Regions from separate parts of the Mus musculus genome. Here region 2 is linked to region 1. Evidence: chromatin contacts called from ENCODE Hi-C data. All regions are on one chromosome and are shown on one strand. The core of a region is the stretch at or near the end of the contact, and the rest is flanking DNA. Distances in the headings are between cores, read along the strand shown.

The links. A loop is a pair of places that touch in the nucleus more often than their neighbours do.
Region 2: a loop to region 1 is called in a map of heart, with 1.8 times the contacts of the local background. The contact joins the promoter of Mamdc2 here to the enhancer-like site in region 1. A Hi-C loop is called at or near these places in 2 of 37 maps with a recorded cell type or tissue (heart and regulatory T cell).

Annotation. Positions count from the first base shown.
Region 1 is chr19:23,397,018-23,404,415 of GRCm38, forward strand. The region is part of intron 2 of Mamdc2 (MAM domain containing 2); the gene reads right to left. Among named protein-coding and RNA genes, the nearest start is that of Mamdc2, 48 kb to the right of the region's middle. Within about 2 kb of position 4,674, at least 1 of the 3 ENCODE cell types and tissues checked has a DNase peak (open chromatin) inside an H3K27ac peak, as active enhancers do.
Region 2 is chr19:23,443,685-23,451,082 of GRCm38, forward strand. It overlaps Mamdc2 (MAM domain containing 2), which reads right to left and starts at 4,638. Exons shown (of 14, transcript NM_174857.3): 1 at 4,341-4,638; 2 at 3,896-4,009. The coding sequence starts at 4,374.

The DNA of each region.
Region 1 (7,398 bases), core at 3,424-5,923:
ATTCAACAGCATTGACAGAGCAGCCACTCTGTGCCAGTGACTGTTTCAGGCTTTTACACACATAGCTATAAACAAAACAGTTTGCTTAAAGCCTTATGTAAGCTTTTCTGGCAATCTGAAGTTAGGTCACTTTTCATAGAGCTTGCTGGGGTAACAGGATATGATATTAGGCAGAGACCAAACCATACATGAAGCTGTCTGTCCTGGTAGGGAATGGACAGGAATAGAATGTGAAAAGCCTGAGTGGAGATCGGCATGAGTGTCCCACTTTACAAAAACCAGGTGCCAGCATAGAAACTGAGAATTGGCAAAGGATGGTTTTTTGTGGTATTTGGGTGGGTGGGTGGGGGATGGGACTATGTAACACAGCAGTACCCCATTGGATGTCTTTAACATCATGGAACATTAACATTAGACAAGACTTCAGAAGCCATTTAGTCCAAGTCCTTCTCTCAATTGCTTTGAAGCCTGTTAGCTAGGGTATGGTAGAGCTAGGTAGAGCCAGCTTGTTTGCACTGGAATGGACCCAAGATGCTTCTCTGTCTGACTTTCACATTTGACTTGTGTCTGGCTGAAGCACTCCTCAGTCATGTCGTCAAATTGGCCCCCAGCAATGAATGAAAAACTGAGGTGCCTCAGGTTAATTATTTTTGTTTTCTTCCAATGGTCTGGTAGATAGGGCAAAGATAAAGGAAAAGGGAAAAGTTAAAGAAGGTTTGTTGGAGATTGGTTCTGATGCTTTGTCTTATTTGGGCTCCCCAAATCACATGGGAATCTACCCATCCAGATGCTGAGGGTCCCCATTCCTAGTTGGGTTTTTGTTTTTGTTTTGTTTTGTTTTTATTGGCTAATAAAGTTACTAACAGCCAATGGATGGGCAGGGAGACGATGGTGGGACTTTCAGATTTACCGGATAAGGGATAAAGGGAGGAAGGGCAGAATCACCATGATGAGAAAGAAGAGAGACATCAGACTTAAGAGATGCAGGAGAGAAAGCATCCATCCCGCCATTTAAGAGTCAGGGAGGTTGCCAAGGGAGGGGCCACTTCCTCACTTGGGTCTGGGATAGCAAAGATAAAAATACAGGTTTAGCAAGTATTAACTCAGGAATATGGGAGGGGAGTTTGTCAGCCACGTGGAGGTTCAGGAGTGGTCCTGCCATTGAACTAGTTAAGGCATATCAAAATATAAAGTGTGTGTGTGTGTGTGTGTGTGTGTGTGTGTGTGTGTGTGTCTTTTCATTCTCAAATCCAGAGAGCTCTGGCGGGTGACAAGAAGTAAAATCACCCATGGGGAGCTCAGAGAGGTTTAACAGATTACCTCTACAAGGATGGAGAAAGACATCCAGATGCAGGGATAACTGTCAACTTTGTCTCCAGTTGCTTCTGTCATGTGATTCATAGGGCAGACAGCTGTGAGTAACCTAGCAGGAAGGACTTGTTTTCGGCTTGTGGGAGAGAATATATCTATGCAAGAAGAGTTTCACAGGCTATGTAGCCCTTTCATCTGTTGTTTTGATTGTAGAATAAGAAATATTTAAGAAGGAAAATCTGAGATGGGAACTGCTTTCTAGAAAATCAGTTCAAAGCAGACAGCATCAAATAAAACAAAAGTTGGAAGGTCTCATAGATAAAAACACTTTGAAATAAGGATGCTGTGTTACTGTTAAGTGGCTGAGGATACAATAAGAATATACAGGGAGAGAACTGCTGAGATAAAAATCAGTTCTCATACATGAAAAGAACACTTCTCTTTCTCTTTCCATTTTCCAAAGTTGCTCATAATGGCCATTCTGATTTTACTCACAGGAGTAAATGTCCTTTGATTCCATTGTTAATTCTAAAGATGTGTGTGTATGTGTGTGTATGTGTGTGTGTGTGTGTGTGTGTGTGTGTGTGTGATGTCCAGGGTCTCACCTATACCAGATAAGTGCTCTGCCACTGAGAGACAGTCCAGCTCAAGCTAACTTAACCTTTTGAAGACGTTAGGAGCTAAAAGGAGCATTGAAATGGAAGTTTTAGTGAAGAGAGCATCTCCTAGAGTATTGTCGCTTCGTTTTTTGTTGCTAACTTTTTCAACATTCCTTTTTTGGGGGAAAGGAGAAGGCATTTACTAAAAAGTTCTGATTTGCAGGTGGCATTGTGTTGTGAGAGCTGAAAGTGGAGCAGGTAGAGGAAATTGCTTTTTAAGCTTGCAGGTCTGGATGAGCAGGGGAATGGGACTCTCCAAAGAAAAATAACTTCCATGATTGGCACTGTTTCCTAACCGGCCCTTCAGCAGCAATCATTCTAGGAGTAGTCCCAAACCTGTGCTGAGGGGCTCGTGCATCTCTCTAGACTTAAGGCTGCCAGAGCTCTTAATTTTCTTTTCAGATACGGAGAAGCCCGGCCACTTCTCTGAATTCTTAGATGAAAAGACAGGGCTTAAGGAAGGGAGGAAAATGTGCCCCAGTAACTTAAGAGAGCTATGAAGTCAGGGACACTCCAACTCAGAAATGACTGAGGCGGTCAAACCATGAACACCTGGGGCATTTGACAGGAGAGCACACTTACGTTTAAATATGGTAATTACTGACTTTCCCAGGAAACTCAGAGTAGAAGTAGGAACTTGGATTTTGACATTCTTCCTTCTCTTCCTCTTTCCTTTTTCATTTTTTAAAATAATGTAATTCCTACATATTTCTGCAGTTTGCTTAGGGTTACTGCCAACACTAGCCTTTTTGTGAATTTAGCAACAGTTATTTAAAGTAGCCATGACCCTGTCCAAATCTTTACATCACAGCACTTCCTTGGCTAAATCAAAGGGGAAGATGGAAGGCTCTATAAGCCTATCGCCCTTTGCATTTAGCCTTTCCTTTGGGCTTCGGCCATGCCTGTCTTCTGGATTTCCCCAGACCTAGGGAATGTGACAGATGTGAAATTGGAAAGAGGAAAATCCCCTGGCACAGGAAGACTGACTAATGGGTAAGTATAAGGTGAATCCTTGGGCATTCCCTGGAGGAGCCATAATGAGTCTTCAAAGAAGGAGAATATATGAAATACTGTCTTCTGGATTGGGCCCAAGGCTAGCTCCTTGGATAAGTATGGGGCTTCCTTCCAATTTGCTCAGGCTATTTACACATTTCTGAATCACTTTGAACAACGATATCTTAAGGTGACCAAGAGCCTTGAGAGGACTAAAGCAGAAGTCATTGTTTTTAAAGGTGCTTGGACCTTATTGATCTTCAGGAAGGGTAGGTGCAACCCTCACGCCTTTATTGTAGATAAATCCACAAGTTAGAACACTAGGGCTTTTTAATGTAATAAATATGCTTTGGTGTATGGAAAATGGAAATAAGATCAAGGGATCTTTGGAGAAAGATGTTTCACCAGGAAGATTTGAATTCAGATCCTAGGACCCATGTAATCCTAGTTTGGGGTGGAAGAGGAGTGTATGTACTTAAAGTGATTGTTAAAAATTAGATGATTCCCTGCTTTTTTTTTTTTTTAAATAGAAATTAGACCTGATTTAGAGTTAAAAAACCTTCCTGACTATTTAGAAACTTTGCAAGATTTTCCATTCCTCGATGTTAAATCTGCATCTGGCCACAAGCTACAGTTTAGCTTTTGGCCTCCAAGTCATGGATTGGCAGTGATACAGGGAAACCCAGGGAACGGACTGTGTAAACAAACAATCTTCCCAAATGCTCATGCAATCCAACGGAGTCTGCAAGCTTCTCTGCCGCTTTGTGCTGAATAAAATGAAAGGAGCAGGAGAGGGGACGGGATAGAGGTTGTAGGGAGAAGTGGAGAGGGGGATCCCTGGCAATAGAGAGATGCCTAAGTAGATTATATTATTGACTCTTAGTTGACTACTAAAAAGAATGAGGTGATCATATATAGAACTTAGAGATATGCCATATGCATGAGTGTGGATATGTACTTTTCACTACGGCATATAAAGGCTATAGTGTACATTTACAAATTATACAACTAGGAGTCTATGCTTTTATGCATATTGAGCAGTTGAGGGAAATATCATTCACCTCAAAGGAATGGAAACAGGACAAAGAAGCCTGTCAACTCATCTGTGCATACTCACACTTTACTTGAGTTTTTATAGGTTTTTGACTGGCCATTTAAAATAACCAACTTTTAAAACACACACACACACACACACACACACACACACACACACACACACACATCCTCTCCTGAAATCACATACAATAATAAATATAATAAATAGTGAGGCCGCTAAAAGCCTAGCTTATTTACAGAGTAGTACTGACCTAGCATGTGTGAGGCCTACAGTTTAATTTTCATCCCTACAGGAAAAAAACAAGACAAGGAAATCCAAACAAACAGAACTCCAATCGCTACAGGATATCCAAGCCCTAAACAGGACCTTGAGGAAATACTCTTCACCTTTCTGCCTTGCAGAATGAATGTTGAGTTTAAAATGCTTCTGCAAAATAAATATGGGGTAAATATGAGTGACATTGGCAATAAGGCTCACAATTACATAACGCAGGGCACTAGGGAACTCTGTCTGTAGACAGACTTTGCTTCAGTTTTAATCCTCCGAAGCTGCACAGATTCCCACTCTGGCAGACCAAGGGCAGGTGCACTTAGCTTGTGTCCTCTGGTAGAGGCTGGAGACACACTGCCTCATGACTCCCTCAAGATTGCCCAGTGAGCTGTGAAGTTCCCAGGAAGTCCTCCGAAACTCACCCATCCTCGTGGCCATGCTGGCTCTCCGGTTTGTAAAGGACAGATTTATTATGACAACTGAGAGTAAACAAGTAGCCATTTTCTTGTCAAAATCTCAGAAGGGGCCATAAAATGTGCAGCTCACGAGCAATTAGTCAAGTGCTCAGAAACAACCGGCTGAGCCTGAGCAAAGAGGAAAACCCGTGGCTTTGATCCATAACCCCTCAGCAGACCACCCACACTGCGCGCTCAAGAACCATGTGTGCTCATCAACAGCACAATAAGATCTGCAATTCTCCGGCTGTTTATATTCATGACACTCTGTTGGGTGCTCTCTCAGCGGGAGAGAGGAATACTTAATGTCATTCTTATAGCTGGTTGGAATGTGTTATGCATTTGTTCTTTGAATGAGGCCTTTGAGAGCTTCTGTGTCTCTCTACACCACATCCATGTGTCCAGAGTAACTGTCTGAGCCAGCAGGGTTTGTGTTTTCTCTAAGTCTACTTGTTAGGGAGGGTGAGTGGGCCGGTGGTCACCTGCTTGTGGCATTTCGAGACTTCTGTTGTGAGGGCAGTGAACTAAAGCATGGGTTTATTAGCCATGAGTGGATGTCAGAATGCAGGAGGAGGTGGTGATCCATGCTGTGCTGTGATTACAACACAAACCAGCCACGTCTGTAGATGCAGTGATGTCTAAATCCGGAAGATGGTGACTTGTGTGTCAACTCTGAATATGTAGAATGTGGAATTTTAGGAGCAGTGATAATTGGACTTGAGGTAGGGTAGGTTTGCTACCGGCCATTCAACTTACCTCCAGTCTTCCCTCAAGGTAGACTTCCTAGTAAAAGGAGGATTCTGCACTGGGCCCAGAGACTTGGATGAAGACTTTTGTTGACATGGGAGGACACAGAGGAAGAGACTCTAACTATACTCATTGTCTATTAATCAGCAGTGTAAGAAAATACATAGGACCTTTGACACTAGTGCAGAAGAGAACATTTCCAAGAGAAGAAACCAGATGTAGGACAAGTATCCGTCTAATATAGGGCTAAGTAAGACTCCATATTAAATGGCATTTGATCTTCAGATGCCATCATGGTTCTCTGGACTGTGATGTTTTGTAATAATACTGTTTTTACAATGGTACTATAGTTCCACAAATGGCACTGCAGTAATAAACGCTTTCTATGTTCAGATAAAGATTCAAAGCAAGAACGAGTAGAATAAAAGTCAAAGCAAATGAAAGAATTGAGTCTCAATCTCAAGAAAGATATGCATGCAAATGAGGCTTCTCAGCTGTAGGGTGGGGCTTTGGGGTGGGTTGTGATTTTATCACTTTCTTTGTTGGGTCTACTTCAATGCTACCCTTCCCTTCCAGGGTTGAGTCTCTGGCTTTTGTGAGAACTTGTAGAGAGAAGTTCTATCTATAAAGACTTACTCACTGATTTTTCTTTTCTTGTTCTGTAAAACTATGAAACTGCTTGCTTCCATGATGGAAAACAGAATCTGGCTAGCTCATAACTCTGTTCTCAGGCCATGGCTACTCAATATGGCTTCAGAATAAACTATGTCTTTATTCCCTTTAAGACGAAAGTTGTGGTTTTGGTTTTTTGCTTTTTTTTTGTCTTGTTTTTCCATCAACATTTGCTTTTTGGCAAACAAAACAAAACAACCAGACAAGGAACTCTTGACAATCACATCTCTGTTCCATGAAGTCCAGTAAGGAGCAAGGATATCTAAGTGGCCCATACCTCTCAGACTGTCCAAAGCAGCAGAGTGAGAGTCAATCATATGGAAAATGAACACATTAGCATCTTAATTGGACATGAAGACAGAACTCAGAAATCATAATTCCTGGCACCCATTCTAAGCATCGAGGAGCTATGCTGTCTGAATAGTAGACAATGGCCATCTAAATGTGGCTACTTAAACTATTTCAAATAACATATGAGTAAGCATTTACTTCCCCAGCCATGATAACCACATTTCAGTTATGCAGTTGTCATGGTTACTATAGAGGACAGCCAGGTATATACCTGTTGCCATCATAGAAGATTTCTCCAAAATAGATATATCTTAGACATAACTTTGAGCCTTCATGAAGTCAGAGCAGTTAAAATAGCAGTTTGAGGCCTGGGGGAGGGGTAGAGAAGGGAGCTTTAAACTCTATTATCCATTAGGTTTTTTTTTGTTTTGTTTTTTAAGACAGTTTCATAAACCCATGGTGTTTCTCCCTTCCTATGTAGCCAATGAAGATCTTGACTTTCTGGTCCTCCAGCCTCACCCCCTGAGTGCTGGGATCACAGGCATGCACCAGCATACCAGCCTATTGTTAATATGTCACACATTACTACCACATCTGTGGGGGTTTTTGTTTCTAATTTGTTTTGTTTACAGAGACAAGTTCTCATTATGTATCCCCTGGCTAGTGTAGAATTCACTGAGTAAACCATGCTAACCTCAAGACTGTGGCAGCCTTCCTGCTTCCACCTCCCGAGGCGAGGATTACAGACTTGGACCATCATACTGAGCTTTATGCAGTGTTGGGGATCAAATCCAGGTCTTTGTATGCGCTAAGGAACACACGCCAACAAAGGAGCTACTTCCCCAGTCTACTCCTTCAACTTTGTTGACACGGCCAATTTATATCTCTTTACTTCTATGAGAGGGCTATAAAAACACAGCCTCAGGACCTCCTTAGCTCTCAT
Region 2 (7,398 bases), core at 3,388-5,887, 47 kb after region 1:
ACATTCTAGACTTGTTCTGGGTTTCAGCCTCTATCCAGCAGGATTGTGGGTGAGTGGAGCTTCTTCTGGGAAAGCTCCACAAAACAGTGAGCAGAGGTAACCCAGGACCAGTGGGGACAAGAGCTTCCTTAACAAGCTGGTGATGTCTGGGTCAGAGGTTCCAGTGGCCTTCCAAGGTTGGCATAGTAAAGGAGAGAGTGACTTTCTCATCCATAACGATCCTTGCCAGACTTCGTGACCCAAGAAGAATCAGGCAGGATTTATCACTATTAATAATAATTGGCACATGATTATTATGAACTGAAACTCAGATGGCCAATGGGGCATATCCTAAAGAGATAAGGACAGAGTTTTGGTTTTGAAAAGGGGTGCTAGAAAGCGATGTATGCATATCATTGCAATGAGATAATAGTACACCCTTACCATGTCCCCACCCTGCCAATGGTTATTCTTTCCCAGCTTCCATATTGTAGTGCATGCTGGGGAACAAAAGGCACACATCTGTTTCTTGTATTGGGAAACTTCTATCTCCTTGAACACTATCAAAGACGCACAAAGTAGCTCTTCCTCATAAATGAGTTTCTTCTTTACCTTTAACAGAATAATCCTCACATGTACCTTCTTCTCCTAAGTAGGAGAACAGTACCTAAGTTTAGTTTGTTCTTCCTCCCAGAGTTCAGATAGTGGCTTTTTAGATGGAAGGTTAAGATACCAAACCAAAACTGAGAGCAAAGCCCACTCAGTTACTAATATGAATTTTGATGAGGCCAACTGTCTGGTCTCTAAGGACCCTCGGCCCAACTCCTTCTGCTCTGACAGCTGTCAGGGGGAAAGTGGAAGGGGCAATCTCAATTCTTTTCTGAGGATTGTTGCTCAAAAGGGATCCGGTAGTCTGTGAATGATGAATGAATAAAAGGTGATTCTGTTAAAGATAAATGAATGCAGAAGTTTTTATAGTATAAAAATGTGTCTCTTATTTGGTAATACCGAATTCAAACCTAAGATTTCGGAGCAAGTTCCAGTTTGAGTTTGACATAATGTCACCTACTTCGATAAGTAGGAAAATTTATATATACATATATATGCATTTGTGTGTGTCTGTGTGTGTGTGTCTACACACACAGAGAGAGAAACACAATGACTATGAACTAGGTGGTCTAAAAATGTGTAGAAACCTAGTACTCAGATAAATGAAGAAATGGGCCTCACATAGTTTCCCACAGCAGGGGAGTGATCCTGTGGCTTAGAGTTTTTGTTAATTATTCCCAGACCCTCCTTTAGGAGATCCTAATTTACAAATTGATTTCTGGAATTCACTCTTCACTGGGCATTGACATTGCTCACTCCACTGTAGGTTAACCTACTGACCAAGGACATATAGGAAGTTCTATTTGTGTTGCAAGGACTTGTGGGTAAAAGTCTGTGACATTCACAGCTTTTGTGGTGAATGCAGCCCACAGAAGTGTCTGGACTCTGTTTCAAAGGGTTTCTGCAATAAAGCGCAGGTTTTCAAATAGCTTCCCAAATTTTAACCCGGGGCAATTTTATCATTTTAATTTCCCAATCTAGAGTAAGGGGAATTCTCAGTGATCACTGTGTCACCAGCAAGTACAGCAGCTGGCACACATCTGCCTTGCAGCCTCGGAGTGTGCAAAGGGCAGTTGTGTCCAAATTTCAGCCGTTGAGACTTGGATCTGTAGAATAGAAGCTCAACTTGTCTGCTCTGCCCTGGAGTCCTCAGGACAGGATGAATTAATGTCCCCTAGCCAAGCCAGAGGTCCTAGCCTCCAGCCAGAAAGCACTGGCTACATGAAAGAAAGGGAGAGAGCCACAGTGCATTTATTATGTGATTAAACTCTAATCACCTTTTCCTATAAGCGTCTTCCTGTTTTCCCTGGAGGGGGCTGTTTAACGGTCACACTGGTGTAGAGATGCCAGTGCTGTGCAGCACTTCCTGCCAGTCTGGGAGGCCCTAGCACTCAGCAGGCAGCAGCATGCTCGCCCAGGATTTTGGATGGGAAGCAAGTTTGATCTGACAGGAGGCCATAGTGAACATGCAAGGACTCAGAGTCCTGGCTGTGTGTTTGTGTGTGTGTGTGTGTGTGTGTGTGTGTGTGTGTGTGTGTGTGTGAGAGAGAGAGAGAGAGAGAGAGAGAGAGAGAGGGAGAGGGAGAGAGGGAGAGAGAGATTTCTCTTTTCCTAGGCCCACAGCAGCTTGAGACAAGTGAACTTAGGGCAATGTTTGCTCTCAGGTGAGGGGCTCATTTTGATCCTGGTCTTACTTGGGGCTAGTGACATAATGACTTAGGTATGGGTATAGGTGGTGTGTGTGTGTGTGTGTGTGTGTGTGTGTGTGTGTGTGTGTGTGTCTATACTGTGGTAGTCTAGGATTCTCAAAGTGTGGTTCCCAGATCAGTAGAAACAGCAGCAGTCCCAGTATCTTGGAACGTGAGAAATTCTCAGGCCCCAGTCCAGACCACTGAATCAGACTCTCAAGAAGGGATAGGAAACTGCTGGAACATGCCTGCCAGGTCATCCTGAGACCTTCTCAAACCAGAAGGCATTTGAGAAGCCTTATAAACTGAGAATAATGCTTTCAAAGTCACTGCCATAGCATAGGTAGAGTCATCATTCAAAATGTTTCAAACCCAATCAGAACAGGGAATATAACGAAGGGGGTGACAAGCTTAAACTCTTCTCTTGAAACCACCAGCAAGACAGGGACCCCTTAAACATCTTTCTCACATAAACCTAAATAAACCACACTTAAGACCTGGCAAGTGTTGGAGACAAGAGATGACTATTGACTTAGTATCTTCTGTGTCCCCCACCCCACCCCGCCCCCAGCTGTGGTTCAGTATTGGCCACTCAGTCAACCATGTGACTAGTTGAAGGCTCAGATTCTCATATGAATGCTATTATCAGCCACCTGTGCGGGTCAGGGAAGCTCACACAGGCAAGGCTCCCAAAGTCACATGGGCAGGAAGGACTGTGGTCACAGCTCTCCGTCCTAAGCAAGCGTCCAGTTCCAGGGAGCCAGGCTGGATGACTTGAACTCCAAGGTTGCCTGAGCTGGGAGAATGCTCAGCGGCCTTCCTTTATACAGCAGCATGTCTTCTAAGGGAGTCTACTCTAAGTCCAAATAAATGGTCCAAAGTAACACGTTTCAAAATGATGGTGATAAGAGCGAAGAAAGGAAAGGAGAGGGACACCAGTGCTTGTTACTGGAATGTTTGTTTTTTTTTTTACTGTAACAATGAAGGGTAAGAAAACACATCACAGACTCCTTTTCACTTAAACGTTGTCACCGGAACCCCAGCGGTGCAGAGTAATGTGACTGATCAATTGGCCCTAGCCCAGTGGCTTCAGGGACTCCGTGGTGGAGTTAACTCTTTTGTCCAGTGCTGAATTAGATACAATGGGAAAGGATGAATCACAGGTAAAACTGCTGTGGGTGGACCAAAGTGGGAGAGCTTAGCACAGAGGACGCTCACAACCGTGTGGAAAATTTCTGCAAAGCTTCCTGTGAGCTAGTCCGTTTGACAATCTCAGCTCGGGCAAGTAGCCACTGAGACTAGCAAGGCTATCAGCCTGCAGGGGGCACACGGCTAGGGGCAACAATCATTAGCAGAATCCCCTTTGTCCCTTTCAATAGGGTGTGCTGGGGGTAGGAGCGCATGCTCAGAGCCAGGTACACAGCTGTTCCCCTCCGCCCCCTTTCCCGTGGTTTCCCTGGCCACTCTTTGCTGCAGGAGAGTTGGAAGGAGGTTTCATGACTCACACACTTTTCCTCCCAAAGGGAAGTAACTCCAAGATATCTTTACTTCCGGGGGGTTGGGAGGAACAAGACGTGAAGAAAGTTCACCTCGAGCATCTTTCTACGAAGTCCCCTTACCTTCCTCATTTAGTATCCAAGGCAGAAACGCAAACACGGAGTCAAAGCCACACGTGTCTTCTTCAAAGGCGCAGGAGCCAGCGGGCAGGTCTAGGGCATTGGCAAGCTGCAAGGCTGCGGGCACAAAGGGACTTTCAGTTTGGGTTTCTGCCTGGTAGTATTGCACTAGCCCTGGGGACTACCTGGTGAAGTTCGGGGAGTCTTGTGGGAAGGAAAGAGAGAAGGATGTCTGACCTCCCTCAACACTCCTGGGACCCTCCTCTGCGCAACTCCATACCCACCCCCATCCCGTGCTTGACCAGGGAGAGCCGGGAGCTTAGTGGCTGAGAATTGTCCAGAAGAGCTGTTGGATGGCGGAGCGGACACCAGAACCCCACCCTGACAGCCCAAGAGGGAGCGAGTTTCCAGGACGCCCTCCCCGGGGGGGTCTCCTGTTGGTTCTTACCTTGCACTACCAGCAGGACCCCTTCTAGTAGCATAGTTGAACTTCAGGCAGGAGGACCCGCGAGGGCTGCTGGCTCACTGTGGCCCGCTGCTCCTAGGGAAGGGAGGGTGCTAGGCAAGGAGCTGGGGGACCTGCTGGGGGATGCCACAGGCTGCTCAAATTCGAAGAGTCTGAGGAGCAGAGCGCGCTGCGCAAGGCTGTAGCGTCCGGCCACTCGTAGCCCGGTTGGGCCCCGGGCGACTGCCGGACTGGACAGGGAGGAGACAACTGCACACTTGAGAAGGGCCAGCCACCACTTGGGGGAGAGGAGAGGTCAGCAAGTGGTGCCTTCGTCCAGAATTTTAAAGCTGGGGACCAGACCTCTTGCATACACTTAGAAGGGGCAGTCCCTCTGCTGGGTTGAGACCAGAGACTCCTGCCCCGCCCATCCACGGTGGGAAACAGCTTATTTCAGGGGACAGCTTTCCCTGCATGTAGCTTGTAACTATCTCTCTCTCTCTCTCTCTCTCTCTCTCTCTCTCTCGTGTGTGTGTGTGTGTGTGTGTGTGTGTGTGTGTGTGTCCCTAATTTTAACCACCTTTCTTTAGAATGGAAAGGAATGGAATTCTCTTAGGGCTTTCTAGAGGAAATTTTGGATATGGTGGGCGTGGGATAAATTTTAATTCTCAGAGCGTTCGACCCAGTGTTGCTAACCCTGGAATAGTACCCCCCCACACACACACACACACTCCTTTTGGGCAGAAGAATGTCTGGCATGCTTGATGTTCAGCGTTCCCTGGTCCAGTGAAATGGGGGGGGGGGGCAGTCCTCTTCTGCAAACAGCCATTCTAATGGAAGGTTGGGGAGAGGGTCATTTCCCTGATATCAAATAGTTAAAAGTATATTAGTTTTTTTCTGCTTCTTAATCCCCTTTGTATGCTTGTGCAGGCATTTCTGTGTCTAGAGTAGGCTTATTTTTAATCCCCTAAAGAGGCCCATGTTTGAGTCCCTCATCCAGTATTTCTGTGGTGGGACTCCTGATTCTGTACATTTCTAATCAGTTTCCAGCTGAGGTTGGCCCGGACCCACTTTCTGAGGACCGCTGGTCTAAAACACTCCTGTTCAGCTGTCAAAGCTCTGCTCACTGTCTTCAGTTTGACCTCTCAAGCTTGTTTTTCCTACCTTCCACAGCAGCTGTCTTGTTGGGCCTGGATGCCCTTTCTCCCTGGCCCTTGACACTGGATTGACTGAAGCTCGTCCTTAATCTCTTGCTGCCTTTTCTGACCACTCCCTGGGCGCTTTACCTCGTCCCTCACATTTAGACATCACCGCATATATCAGAGGCTGATGACTGATGATGCTGGGGAAGCACAGTAGCTGCTGGCTTCTGTCTCACTATCACCTGACCATTATCCGAGTGGATGCTTGCAAGTTGTCTTGGACTTAACAGGTCTCAAGGAGAATGGTTCACAATGTCAAACTTCCTCTTTTCCACCTTAGTTAACAGCGTTGTTTTCCAATTGCTGATGACAGAAAAACTTGAGAATTTAGAGTCAGGCCCGAAAGCTCTCCTCTTCCCAAGACAATGCCAAATCTTGCCTGTTCCGGACTGACATCACACCAGGTACCCACCTGCTCCATGTTCATATTCAGGCCCTGATTGGTCGCTGCTGGCATGTTTACTGCCCTGGGATACCACAGTGGCCTCATCATCCTGCTCTTTTCCCTTCTTAAGCCTTGCCTACCACACTGCCTTCTAACTAGAGTTGTAAGGGCTTCCCCTCAATACAAAAATAGCCTTTTCCCAAGAAGCCACAAGTTCCCATATCATTTACCGAAATCCAAATTCTTCACAAGGACCTGTCACATCTAGCCAAACCTCTTATCTCCTCGTTGTCAGCCCTCAACACTTGGTTTGTTTCTGTCCTGCCAAACAGTCCAGTTGTGTTCTCACAGGATGTTACATTAGCCATCTCCACTGTTCAAAATGCTCTTCCCCACCGATGGCTTGCTGCCCCGTTAGGTCATCACTCCAGTGTTGCTTTAGTAGTGGAAAATCCAATAACCACCTCCATAATTTGAAAAAGTGTTTGGGATTCGTCTTTGAAGTTCAGACATATTTTCATGAATTTTCTGTAAGTTATGGCTCAAAGGATCAGAAACTTGTTTGGGGAATGTTACTCACTGTGTTTATATACATTCCCTCAGGTAGGAGAGAAAAGAGAACGTTTATTATATACATCATTGCAGATATTTTATAGAAATAATCTCATTTGATCTTCATAAGAAGTTGCTATGTTGTTGCTACAGTTTCGATCCACAGTGCTTCTGAAAGTCCCTTATGTTAAAAGGTTGTTTCTCAACCTGGTGCCACAGGCTATATGGAAGAGAATTAAGAGGTGTGGCCTTCTGGGAGGTCCTCAAGTTGTTGGCATGGCTCTTAGAGGGGTGGTGGGTCCTCAGCTTGTTCTTCTTTCTCTCTCCAAAATCTTGGCCATAAATTCAACAGCTTTGCATTGGCACATGTCCTCTCCCGTGGTTTGAGCAGAAAACTCCTAAGCCGTAAGCCTAAAGAAACCTTTCCTCTTTATAAGTTGATCATCTCAGGTATTTGTTGCAACAACAGCAAGTTGACTAGTGCAATAAGCCCCGTTTAATGGATGGAGAAACTGAGGTAAAAAGTCCAGTGACAACAGGTGGAGGAGACAAGACTAACCCAGCCAGCTGAGGTGCCTCCTTCACCTTACCTTCCACTTTGGCTTCTTGCTCAGAGATGACACCCTCTGATGGATACAGACATTCAGAGACAGCTGTGAATCCATTTGAACTTCAAGACTGCTTTCAGCTTCACAAGCCACTGTCAATCACAAGCTACTATCAAACTGGTGCTGCTTTGCTCAAGTACTTGTAAAATATTTGAAATAGTCAATTCATCTCGTGTGTCACAAGCTGTAAGGAAGTAAATTTCAAAAAAAAAATGCCAAAAGCCCTGGGAAGATAGCCAAATAATTAAAACATGATTTAAAACCTTAAGGCCACACTACCTATGGAAAACAGTATCATTAGTCACTAGCACAAA